Linked DNA regions of Homo sapiens: region 1 is linked to region 2. The links are chromatin contacts, found by Hi-C or POLR2A ChIA-PET in ENCODE. All regions are on one chromosome and are shown on one strand. The core of a region is the stretch at or near the end of the contact, and the rest is flanking DNA. Distances in the headings are between cores, read along the strand shown.

What was found. Hi-C counts contacts between places; a loop is a spot of excess contacts on that map. ChIA-PET counts read pairs that join two places held with the same protein, here RNA polymerase II (POLR2A). Pooled maps may share reads with other maps.
Region 1: a pooled map shows a loop between it and region 2 (6-fold over the local background). The contact joins the promoter of MINDY2 here to the promoter of RFX7 in region 2. A Hi-C loop is called at or near these places in 1 of 37 single-sample maps with no recorded cell type and 5 of 50 pooled maps. POLR2A ChIA-PET finds 5 or more read pairs at or near these places in 2 of 52 experiments (B cell and activated T-cell).

Annotation. Positions count from the first base shown.
Region 1 is chr15:58,767,372-58,773,410 of GRCh38, forward strand. MINDY2 (MINDY lysine 48 deubiquitinase 2) reads left to right here and starts at 3,931. Exons shown (of 9, transcript NM_001040450.3): 1 at 3,931-4,864. The coding sequence starts at 4,025. MINDY2-DT (MINDY2 divergent transcript) reads right to left here and starts at 3,603. Exons shown (of 2, transcript NR_135474.1): 1 at 3,016-3,603; 2 at 701-1,508. RefSeq lists an enhancer at 2,868-3,793 and a silencer at 3,606-3,885.
Region 2 is chr15:56,239,920-56,245,969 of GRCh38, forward strand. It overlaps RFX7 (regulatory factor X7), which reads right to left and starts at 3,960. Exons shown (of 10, transcript NM_022841.7): 1 at 3,526-3,960; 2 at 3,206-3,368. The coding sequence starts at 3,366. LOC124903569 (laforin-like) reads right to left here and starts at 4,899. Exons shown (of 3, transcript XM_047433428.1): 1 at 4,815-4,899; 2 at 4,064-4,260; 3 at 3,432-3,963. The coding sequence starts at 4,899. The coding sequence ends at 3,514. It also overlaps a transcript of TEX9 not described here. RefSeq lists silencers at 3,486-3,555, 3,646-3,705, 3,856-4,145, 4,636-4,685 and enhancers at 3,932-4,577, 4,578-5,223, 4,936-4,985, 5,224-5,869.

The sequences.
Region 1 (6,039 bases), core at 2,681-5,180, 2.5 Mb after region 2:
TTCTGTTTGTTACAAAAAAAATATTAAATGATGCCATGTGAGCATTTGAAACGCATACCAATAAAAACTACCACAGCAAGTACAGGTTTATCCAAGTAAAGGTTTTGAAAAATGGTGAAGGGCCATTATTTGAGAAGTGTATGCCATGATTTTTGGCTCTCCTATGGCTCACAGGCCTATAAATGATTCATTCATTTAATTTATTCATATAACACAGCTTTATACATTTCCTTTTTACATTTGAGGTACTATGCTAAATTCTAAATTTCCTGAAATCTGTATTCCTTTTTTTTTTTTTTTTTGAGATGGAGTTACACTCTTGCTGCCCAGGCTAAAGTGCAATAGCGCAATCTCGGCTCACTGCAACCTCTGCCTCCCAGGTTCAAGCGATTCTCCTGCCTCAGGCTACCAAGTAGCTGGGATTGTGGGCGTGTGCCACCACACCCAGCTAATTTTGTATTTTTAGTAGGGACAGGGTTTCTCCATGTTGGTCAGGCTGGTCTTGAACTCCCGACTGCAGGTGATCTGCCTGCCTCAGCTTCCCAAAGTGCTGAGGTGACAGGCCGTGAGCCACTGCGCCCGGCCTTGAAATCTGTATTATTCTTATTTATATTTCATGGCCTAAAATACCGTAAAATGCTTAAACCAGCAGCATATATTTTAATCTATTAACATCTCCAATTCTTTTTTAGGCAGAAAATTCAAATTTAAGAACAGGATTTATTGTTTATGGATTGACATGGAGATCAAAAGCACACACAACTCCTAAATTCAACATTCTGAAAAAGCTCTCCATTATCTTTTCTAATTTTCCTGTTGTCCAAGAGTAGGATGTGGGTGGAGGATTACCTAGGTGCCGAGGCAAGAGACTGAAGGCACAAACTGTTTCAGTATAATAAAGAAAATAGTTAGAATAAGAATAGTCATAATACAAATTAGATATAGAGATGATCATGGACAATTATCAATCATTATTATAAACATGATTAATCATTAGCTTTTAATATTACTCTTTGTTGCATTACTAATATAACCTAGGAATAACCAGCGGGTATAGGGTCAGGTGCTGAAGGGACATTGTGAGAAGTGACCTAGAAGACAAGAGGTGAGCCTTCGGTCACGCCCGCGTAAGGGCCGCTTGAGGGCTCCTTGGTCAAGCGGTAACGCCAGTGTCTGGGAAGGCACCCGTTACTTAGCAGACCGTGAAAGGGAGTCTCCTTTCCTTGGAGGAGTCAGGGAACACTGCTCCACCAGCTTCTTGTGGAAGGCTGGATATTATCCAGGCCTGCCTGCAGTCCTGGGGCCTAAATCCCTCCCTGTGGTGCTGTGCTTCAATGGTCACGTTCCTTGTCCACTTTCATGCTCCTCCCATACTCCTGGTTCCTCTTTGAAGCTCGTAGTAGATAGCGGTAGAAGAAACAGTGAAAGTCTTAAAGTCTTTGATCTTTCTTGTAAGTGCAGAGAAGAAAATGCTGACGTATGCTGCCTTCTCTCTCTGCTTCAGCTACCTAAAAGAGAAGGCCCCCGCCATCCTGTAATCACGTGACTTGCTTCATCTTGTCAATCACTTAAAAGATTCACCCTCCTTACCCTGCCCCCTTGTCTTGTATGCAATAAATATCAGCGAGCCCAGCCGTTCGGGGCCACTACCGGTCTCCGCATCTTTACGGTAGCGGTCCGCCGGGCCTAGCTGTTTTCTCTTTATCTCTCTGTCTTGTGTCTTTATTTATTACAATCTCTCGTCTCTGAACACGGGGAGAACACCCGCTAAGCCCCGTAAGGCTGGACCCTACAGTTGGACATATACCATAGTATCATGTCAATGCGGATCACAAGGTCAGAAGTTAGAGACCAGCCTGGCCAAGGTAGTGAAACCTCGTCTTTACTAAAAATACAAAAAAAATTAGCTGGACCTGGTGGCGTGCGCCTGTAGTCCCAGCTACTTGGGAGGCTGAGGCAGGAGAATCACTTGAACCCGGGAGGTGGAGGTTGCAATGAGCTGAGATGGCGCCACTGTACTATAGCCTGGGTGACAAAGCGAGACTGCGTCTCAAGTGGGAAAAAAAAAAAAAAAAAAAAAAAAAGGGGCACAGTCTTCTGCATTCTCAGGTAAACAAGAATATAAGTATCCAACATTCATGTATTATATGTAATACATATTATGTGTGGCCGGGCATGGTGGCTCACGCCTGTAATCCTAGCACTTTGGGGGCCGAGGTGGGCAGATCACGAGGTCAGGAGATCAAGACCATCCTGGCTAACACGGTGAAACCCCGTCTCTACTAAAAATACAAAAAGTTAGCTGGGCGTGGTGGCGGGCGCCTGTAGTCCCAGCTACTCAGGAGGCTGAGGCAGGAGAATGGCGTGAACCCGGGAGGCGGAGCTTGCAGTGAGCCGAGATCGCGCCACTGCACGCCAGCCTGGGCGACAGAGCAAGACTCCGTCTCAAAAACAACAACAACAACAAATTAGCCAGGCATGGTGGCGGGCGCCTATAGTCCCAGCTACTCGGGAGGCTGAGGCAGGAGAATCGCTTGAACCCGGGAGGCGGAGGTTGCAGTGAGCCAAGATCGTGCCACTGCACTCCAGCCTGGGCGACAGAGAGAGACTCCGTTTCAAAAAAAAAAAAAAACAAAAGCAAAAACAAAAACAAAAAAACATATAAGTATGTATTAAAAAATAGCAATAAGAAAAAAAAAGACAGTAAGCTCCATGAAGATATAAGCTCCGTGATCCACTATGGCATCTCCAGTGACAGACAGCATCCAGCAACTTACTTGGTACTAAAATGTATTAAAGGAATGAATGAAATACTACTTTGCAATCTTGTCTGCCTTCTCTAACCAACAGAGGTGCAAAAATATCACATTCTAATTATGTATCAGGTATTTATATGTCTGCGAAGGAAGACCTGTCTCGTTAATTTTTTATCCCCAACAGCCTAGAAAATGTTGAAAGAAAAAAGATGGGGGAAAAAGCCCTTTTCTGTAACAAGTTAGAATAGGACCCACATACATTTTGTTACTAACAAAACGTCCAGCTTGTCTTTCTTCTTTGAAAACTGCATGGCCTTAAGAGGAGTCCATTCTAATTAGGAAAAAAGTCACCTTTTCAGAAGCAGGCGCTTCCCACTCCATGCAAAGTGAAGCCAAGTTAGCAAAACCGCAAAGACTTGGCTAATTCAAATACAAGCTAATTTATTATTATTGGCGCAAATTAGCCACTTTCTTTTGCTACGCATGTCAATGTCCACAATCATACCGACCCTTTCCTGTAGGGCGAATGTCTCACCAGTAGCTGGTGAGAAGCACAGCTCTTCTCAGCCAAAACCGACAGAGACTGGAATTTGTGCAGTGCAGTAATCCAAAGCCGTCGAGTAGATATGCCTGCTTTAAAATCTGCATCTCGTAAGAAATGCCTTAATTTTCCATATTAGGAGCTGAGAAACCAAGTCCCCTGAGCCCTTCAGGGACAAGTTCTTTTCCAAATACTACAACCACCTCCAACCACCCAACAATGCCTCAGGCCGAGGGTGGGCCACACGCGACCCAGCGCTAAAGGGTCACAGCCAAGCTGTCCGCCTCCTGCCTTCCCTTTAAAGAAGCCGCACACAAGGGAGCTGCCCGGGAGTTCAACTTCCGGCCACATAGTGAGAGGATGTTTTCCTACTGGAGCTGAGCCGCGGGGGCGCGCCCCCCGGCCGCGCCCTCCTAGCCACGCCCTCCACGCCCGGCCTTCCGAGAGCGAGCTCGGTCGGACGCACGGAAAGGGCTGGGCCACGTGGGCGGCTGCTGAGTGGTTCGCCTTCGCCTCTCAGCGCGCAGTCAGGCGGAGGCAAGCTCAGAGCGCACGGACAGAGCGGTAGCGCGCGCCCGCGCGCGTTCTTAGTACTCTCCCCGGTGACGTGCCTGACCGAGGCCGCGCCAGGGCGCTGTTGCTGCCAATACAGCTGTCATGGCGTCCAAGGCGCTGGCTGCGGAGAAGTGGCCGCGGTCTCCATAGAGCTGGGGGCGGGCGGCCCGGTATGGAGAGCAGCCCCGAGAGCCTGCAGCCGCTAGAACACGGGGTGGCGGCCGGGCCAGCGTCAGGGACAGGTTCTTCGCAGGAAGGGCTACAGGAGACCAGGCTCGCCGCTGGTGATGGTCCTGGGGTATGGGCGGCGGAGACCAGCGGCGGGAATGGGCTGGGGGCGGCGGCCGCCAGGAGGAGCCTCCCGGACTCGGCTTCTCCCGCGGGCTCTCCTGAGGTTCCCGGACCCTGCAGCTCCTCCGCGGGTTTGGACTTGAAGGACAGTGGTTTGGAGAGTCCTGCTGCCGCCGAGGCGCCTCTGAGAGGGCAGTACAAGGTGACCGCCTCCCCGGAGACAGCCGTGGCCGGAGTGGGTCATGAGTTGGGTACCGCCGGAGACGCGGGAGCCCGCCCGGATCTCGCCGGCACCTGCCAAGCAGAACTGACCGCCGCCGGCTCCGAAGAGCCCAGCAGCGCCGGCGGCCTCAGCAGCAGTTGCAGCGACCCGAGCCCTCCTGGGGAATCTCCGAGCCTGGACTCTCTGGAGTCGTTCTCTAACCTGCATTCTTTTCCCAGTAGCTGCGAGTTCAATAGTGAGGAGGGAGCGGAGAACAGGGTCCCTGAGGAGGAGGAGGGCGCGGCGGTGTTGCCCGGGGCTGTTCCTCTGTGCAAGGAGGAGGAGGGGGAGGAGACCGCTCAGGTGCTGGCGGCCTCCAAGGAACGCTTCCCGGGACAATCTGTGTATCACATCAAGTGGATCCAGTGGAAGGAAGAGAACACACCCATCATCACCCAGAATGAGAACGGACCCTGCCCCTTGCTGGCCATCCTCAATGTTTTGCTCCTGGCCTGGAAGGTACATTCTGCAGCTTTCTACTTCCTACAGCTTTTGGGGTGGAGGAAAACGGGGTGAGGGAGCTGCTGCATGTCAGGTGATGGCTTCCTTTCTTTCCTCATTCATCAGTCCCCTTCTTACATGAAATTCATTCCAAGACTTCCATGTTGAAGGAATATTCCTTTATACATATATCGAAAAGAATTGCCCCTAACCTCAGTCTTCTCTTGTAGTGTTTAAGAGTTCAACATTCAATTGTGGTTGATACACTTAGAAACAAGAAGGACTTAGAGCATCTTAAATCTTATGATTATTTTAAACTATAATTTCCTACATTTTCTTACTGACCTTATCACATATGCAAAAAAGTGAAGAATTGGAGAAAGTAATCTTCAGAAGTTACCATCAATCCGTGATATCATGGACTAAGTTTTCATGGTTATATTTAGTTTGATTTCCAACTAATGCCCCATTTGTGTGTAGATACTTAAGAGAATGGTGATGGGGAAGATGTGGCTCTTTAGACAAATTCCATTTAAGGAAAAGCATTGGTCTGAGACCCAATTACCGTAACTTCTTGGTTTTCAAAGATTGTTTTCATTTTATGCATGATTTTTACTTGCCTCATTTCTTTGGCTCTCCTTAAATGGTTTGGCATTATTACCAGTAACCATGCATCCGAATGTGTTAAGGGAGCTAAAACTCTAAAGAACTAAAATAAGAAAAGGTATGTCTAAGGTGAAGGAGCAAAAAAGGGAAAGACCCTTAAAAATAGGTATGTTGAGGACTCAGAGCGAGTTACCTGTCAAATGAAGTGTCTCATTTAAGCTTGCAGTGTTAGGGTGCTGAGAAGATGCATCTCACAGCACCTATTTTATTTTCAAATTGATAATTATATCTGTAGATGCAATGTTTCCTAGGAAAAAAAAACAAAACAAACTGGGTGTGGTGGTGTGCGCCTGTAATCCCAGCTACTCCGTAAGCTCAGCTACTCTGGAGGCTGACACAAGACAATCGCTTGAGCCCAGAAGTTTGAGACCAGCCTGGGCAATACAGTGAGACCCTATATTAAAAGAAAAAGAAAAATAACCTGGATTCTTCTAAACACTTAGGTAGAAAATCAAGTAAAGGGAATAGTGTTTATCAAACATGCCTTTATCTTCCTGTCGCTAGCAAGGACTGATAGAAAAGAAATA
Region 2 (6,050 bases), core at 2,710-5,209:
AAATTTTCACTAAACTACGAAGACACTGAGAGATAAGAGGAAGGGAAAACTTGCTTTGGTATTTCTTTTTTTTTTTTTTTTTTTTTTGAAGTAACCAAAGAGGGGTACAATTTAAGCTAAAAGAAGTTTGCAGTTAGGTTGGGTTGTGGCCTTGTTTTAGGTAAAAATACATGGGTTACTAGTTTTCTTTTTTTTTTTTTAACAACAAAAAGCTAATTTTGGAATTCTACTTTTTAGAAAATACAAATAACCTTACAGCATATTCAATACTAAAGCACATGCCTACTAAGAAATCTCCTTTCTAGTGAATAGTGTCAGTGATTTGGACCTTTTGTCTATGGAGTAAGAATGAGTAAGGGTAAGAAACATGCAAGCTTGTTAACCTAGAGTTAACTTGAAGGTATTCATAACCATATTATAGAAACATAACAACATTGTCAATTTTGTACTAACCTTATTTTCTATAATTACCTTTAAAATATATTTCCAACTCTTTTCCACTCAACTTTGAATGCTTTTTTTCCAGACTCATTTAATGCCTGATATTTCAATGCACATACTTTTATCAAACCATATTTCAGTTTAATAAACAGAGTAAATTATGAACTGATAACTTATTGTCCAAAGGCCTACATCACATACTATATTTATATTTGTAGAGTAGGAGGACAAGTACAGACTTGTTTGTGATATGCAAGCCCAGTAATTTAGAAACTATGATAAACCAAATGCAAAACCCATTTGATAATTTTTAAATGTCACATTTCTTTTGAGTGTAATTTTAAACTCTCATTAATAATGGCACCAAAGGATGATTCAGGAAGTAGTACAAAACTGATAGTCTCTCAGAATATTATCAGGTGATAAAATAATTTGTAAAATAATATTATTGTCTCAAAAATGTGAAATATCTAACTGCAATCATCTATTAAAAATGATTTAATACATATATACTATTTCTTAGGAATATATGGTAGTAAAGGAGTTTTCACTTTTGATATCTTTATTTTACATAGTCACTTGATGAATAATATAAATCCATTCTTGTGGAGCAGGGGGTATGACACTATTAAGTATATTTACTAATTTTGTTTATTATCTACAAATGTTGTTTATTCCGAAATTTTAAGTATATAAAAATCATTTTTGCAAATAGGATTTCTAAAGTTGATCATTAGATGCCAATAAGTGTATCATTACAATTTTAAAACAAAAATATAAATTTTCATATTTTGGGATTCACGTGTTTGCTGCCCATTATTTTTTCAGAGCAAGTACCAAAAACTGGAGTGCACTCTACTTCAGAAGTTTTTCTCATGTTAAAGTCAGAGCAGTTAGGCTGTAATGGATGTGCCAATATAAAAAAAAATTAAATTTACACATTATTTGCCAAAAAGTGCACTCGACTATCATCATTATTCAAACATTTCAGTCAGTTGCCTCCACAACTCACTTATTTTAAAACTATAAAGTGAAGATTCCTTTCCCCTCTTGTTCTCATAATCAATTAAAATATACATTACTCATTCAACTTTTAAAATTTGTCTCTCTTAAAAGATTTTAGTCCATTAACTTGGATTTCCCACATCTGAATGTAAAACCAAGGTGCTTAATTCAATTTAATGATGATTTCAGAAACACAAAGTTACGTCACGTTACTAGAGGTTAAAAACACACACACATACACACTGGTTTTGTGAAAACCTTGATGGCAAGCAAGATATTCACCATCTCTTCTTTTAAATTATAGCTTTAAAAAGGGGGTGAGGGTATCCATTGAAGAATAAAGCCTGCTTTCTGTCACACACACACACACACACCCCAATCATATCTATCAGACCTATTCAAGTTGCCACAACATGACTATTGTCAAAGCCAAAAAAATTCTCCTTTAAAATATTTAAACTTCATTTTAAAATTAAAACTGAAAGCAAGATACTCAACTGCCAACTACTGTTGATGAAACTATTAAAGCCTGCACTGACCTACTTCATATCAGCATCATGACGGCATGGATGCATGCCAAGAAAATAATGAAAATTACTATATAACTAACCTAAATCTTGTATTTAAAAATTGTCACTTTAAAAATGTGCAAATACTGTTCATGCAACGCCAGTTGCTTTACGATATGTTTTCAAAATGAGAAAATGAGTTTTGATATTTTAGTACTCATATTCAATGATGGCCCTGCAAAGATTTCATTTCCATTTTCAAAATCAAGGCTTTTTAAAATACCATATAAAATTCTTTTTAAACTTCTATTAAAAGCAATCTTAGACCAAATTCCAAATATTACTTTCCATTTAAAAAATATTGCTACACTTAAAAAAGGCAGTTAATGAAGCATCCTACAAAACAATGCAAGTTCATGTTCAAAGAATATTGCAATGGCTCTAACAGTGGATGGACTTAGTGTATTTAATTATTAAAAGATTCCCACTAGACTTTAGGAGTTTAATGCTGAAATATTGGAAATTTTCATACAAGAAAGTAAAATAGCGAAAGATATTCCATCAATGGTTTCTTTTAAAAAGACATACAAATGGCAAGACATTTGATTCCCTATATTTTAATTTAAAAAAAAACCACTTTGTTGTAAACTACCATCTTAAAATATTTTATACTAAAAAAGCACTTTCTTCACAATCAATGCAAAGAATAAACTCCCTGAAAAAGAAATTTAATATTAGGATAAGGGAGGCAAAAACATTCAGAAATAGCAGCTAACCCAACTGAAAGGAAGAGACACATTAGGTTTTGTGCTGCATATTAATATTCTTACGCACAGTATCTGTTTGGTGAAAATTCACAATACACTTCTTCCTCCTTCTATGGCTGCAAAAAGGAGTAAACACATTTCACATTCTCCAGTTCCAAATTCATGCCACCATCATGCAATATGACTTAATTTCGACCCATATTTCTGTTACAATGAGTGAAAAAATAAAACCAAAAAACTTGTTTATCTGCACTCACAATTGAGGAAGGGGTAAAAGCATTTTTTAGCTAAGAAGACAGGGGCTGATTGATGCAAAGTCCGCACACCTCCAGAGATCCTACAAATGTGCACCCGACTGGGGAAAGCCACATTCAATGAATGCATCAGCCTCCTCCTCCGCTCCCCCCGCCCGCCGCCCCCCACCCACTTTGCAGCAGAAATGTGCCTGGGCTTTTTCACGCGAGCGATGGAGGATCCTCTTACCAGATGGAGTTCTTGATCTTGTGTTGCAGCGCGCTGGCCTCTGTCCCTGGCAGCCCGGGCACAAGGGCTGGCAGGGCCACCCCCGAGTTGGGGGCGCTGGGGGGAAGCTGCTGATGGGCATCAGGCTGCTGTGGTGGCGGCTGTTGTTGTTCCTCTGCCATCGCTGCAGAGGGGTGGGAGGGAGGGAGGGAAAGATGGGGGCGCGGGGAAGGGTGAGGGAAGAGACCGGGAGGGGAGGACGAAGGGGGGAGAGGAGGAGGGGGAGGGGGAGGGGAAGAGGAGGAGGAGGAGGAAGGAAGCTGGATAAGCTAGGCCTTTACCCCAGGGCTCGAGTGAGTCGCTTTCGCCTGCCGCCTGGGGAACATCACCGGGGAGACCAGCGGCTCCTCACGGCCGGGGCGCTTCACCGCGGGAGAGGCATGGCGGCGCCCCTCAGCCCCCCGCTGGCGCCGCCGCCTCCTCCCGTCAGCGGCCGGGGCTGTGGGGGGGTGAGATGGGGGCGTTTGAAGACGAAGTGGGGGGGGCAGGCTCCCCCCAAAATCCAAGAAGAACGGTTGCTCAGGGATTTGGCGGCCAAGCCTTCCTTCCTTGTCCCCGGGGCTTTCTACTGCCGGGTCCCCGTGCTGCTGCAGCCCCAGGCACCGCTCCACGCCACTCCCCACGCCGCCGCCGCCGCCGCCGCTCGCTCCCGGCCCCGCCGCCGCCGCGGCCGCCGCTGCCCTGCCAGCCCCGGAGGCAGCCCAGTGCGCGCAGCCGCACTGCGGCCCGGCGCAGACCGCACAACACCTACCGCTCCGCCGGGGGGCGTGGACCAGGGTGTGCGGGCCGCGGGCGCGACGGGCCGGGATGGGGGCGCACGGCGCGGAGGGCGGCGCGGGCCAGCGGGCCAGGGAAGCGCGCCGCTGGGGGCCGGGAGGAGTCCGGCCCGGCTGGTGGAGAGCAGGAAAACGTGGGGGAGGTGCTGGCGAGAGAAAGAGAACTTGCGTGAGGAGGAGGAGGAGAAACCAAATTTAATAATATTTGGCGTGGAAATGGGATTTGGGCGGGGGAGGCATCTTCAAAGCAAGTAAAGAGAAATCAACATTATCCCCCTTCCCCTGCACATGCATGTGAGGATTACTTCCTCCCTGAGTAAATGAAGAGAACTGAAGCAGGTAAGACGATAAACTGACTTTTCAGAAGCCCCCAAAGAAGAACACCCGTTGGAATTAACCACCCTTTAGGTAATTCGGTCTTGAACGGAAATCGCGAGTCAGGAGCTGGGTTGAGTGCTCCTCGGTCGGGCATTCAAAGCCCTCCAAATCTGGCCCCACTTTAACTATCCAATCATAGCGGCCTCCATCCCCCTGCAAGAACTCCCGGCTCCAATCAGGGAAGTCTCCATGCCATCCTCAACGCGCAGCAGATTCATTCTTCCTTCGTGCCTTTGCTCATGCTGTTCCCCTCCACCTCCCCACCCCACCCCACCCCCTTTCCAGGAATGCCCTCCCTCCTTTATACCGCTCCCAATTCCACCCAGGCTCTAAAGCATAGCTCAAGTCGCGGCTTGTCAGGGTCCCTGCAGCCAAGGCCACTGCCTGCCTCTGAAAGAAACGCATGTAGTACTCACAACATGGAGGCTCAGGCGTCAGCCACGAGCTCCTTCCTTTGGAGCCCGTTGAACACCCGCCCTCCCCCCGCAGACTCCGCACCATTCCCCCCCTTCCCATTCATACCTAAATGATAGCTTTGCCACAAATAAGTCAGTCTCCTTTAAGAGCAGAAGAATTGGCTTTTCTAGGTGGGGCTGATCAGGGAGGCTGCGTGGATGTAGAATACAACAGCCAAGGCCTCTGGCACCAAATGGAACAGCTGTTCAGCTCACACTGACCTTTCTTTGGGCCCGTGGGTGTTATGAGCCCTTCAGCTTTAACTTTTCTGATAGAGTGTCTATCAGGTTTCTACCTGTTAGATCCTCTGGCCACTTTCCTGCTGTGTGTGGACTTTGGGCTGTGGGGCTCTGCCACCTTTTAGACTCCTAGTGGATGGTGAATCTGATTGGCTTGGGTTGCCTGGCCTTTGAGTTCTCAGTTCCCTGCCTTGGCCTGAAACCCTCTTGCTTTTGTCCACTGTGCCCTCTCTCCTGGCCCACAGACTTAAGGCCCAGACTCACACTGAATGCTTGCACGTGGTGAGGGTTGAGGGTGGGGGTGCAGGGAGGAAGAACACCTGTGTGCAAAATAAGCCGCCCCCCCGCCCCCGGGGCCTCTTGGATTACGCTGTGCTCCAACTACCCATTGCACGAGTTGCATCACACAAATGAGCCCCCTTTTCCATACTCTAAGGTCTCTATTAGCTTAGCCACTTTAGGAAACTATAGGTGGTTTACGACATTCATTTTGCATACATATCTTCATGTGGGTGTGTAAAGACAGTATTTTTGTGGACCTAATTGATAGACATGGTGTGCACTAGACAGAAGCTTTGAAGGATAAAAATAGCTAATGTTTGTTGAACACTTTGTGTGCCAGACTAGCACTTTCCATACATTATCATAGTTATTCCTCCCCAAGAGTGTATAATGTAGGTATTATTAGTCTCCCTCTGTTACAGATGAAATGGAAGCTTAGGTTAATTAACATTCTTAAAATTACCCAATTAGTAAATGCAGGAGCCAAAATTTGAGTCCTGGAAGTTTAATTCCAGAGCCTGCAAGCTATGCTGAAACTGGAATTACGCTGAAAAATCTTGAATGTAGGTATATATATACGTGTGTGTGTGTATGCCCTATATCACGTTGAGGAAAGTTGCCAAGTTCCCCAAGGTTCTAATTTTTTGCCTTGCCAAGAGAGAATGATGGCTCCAA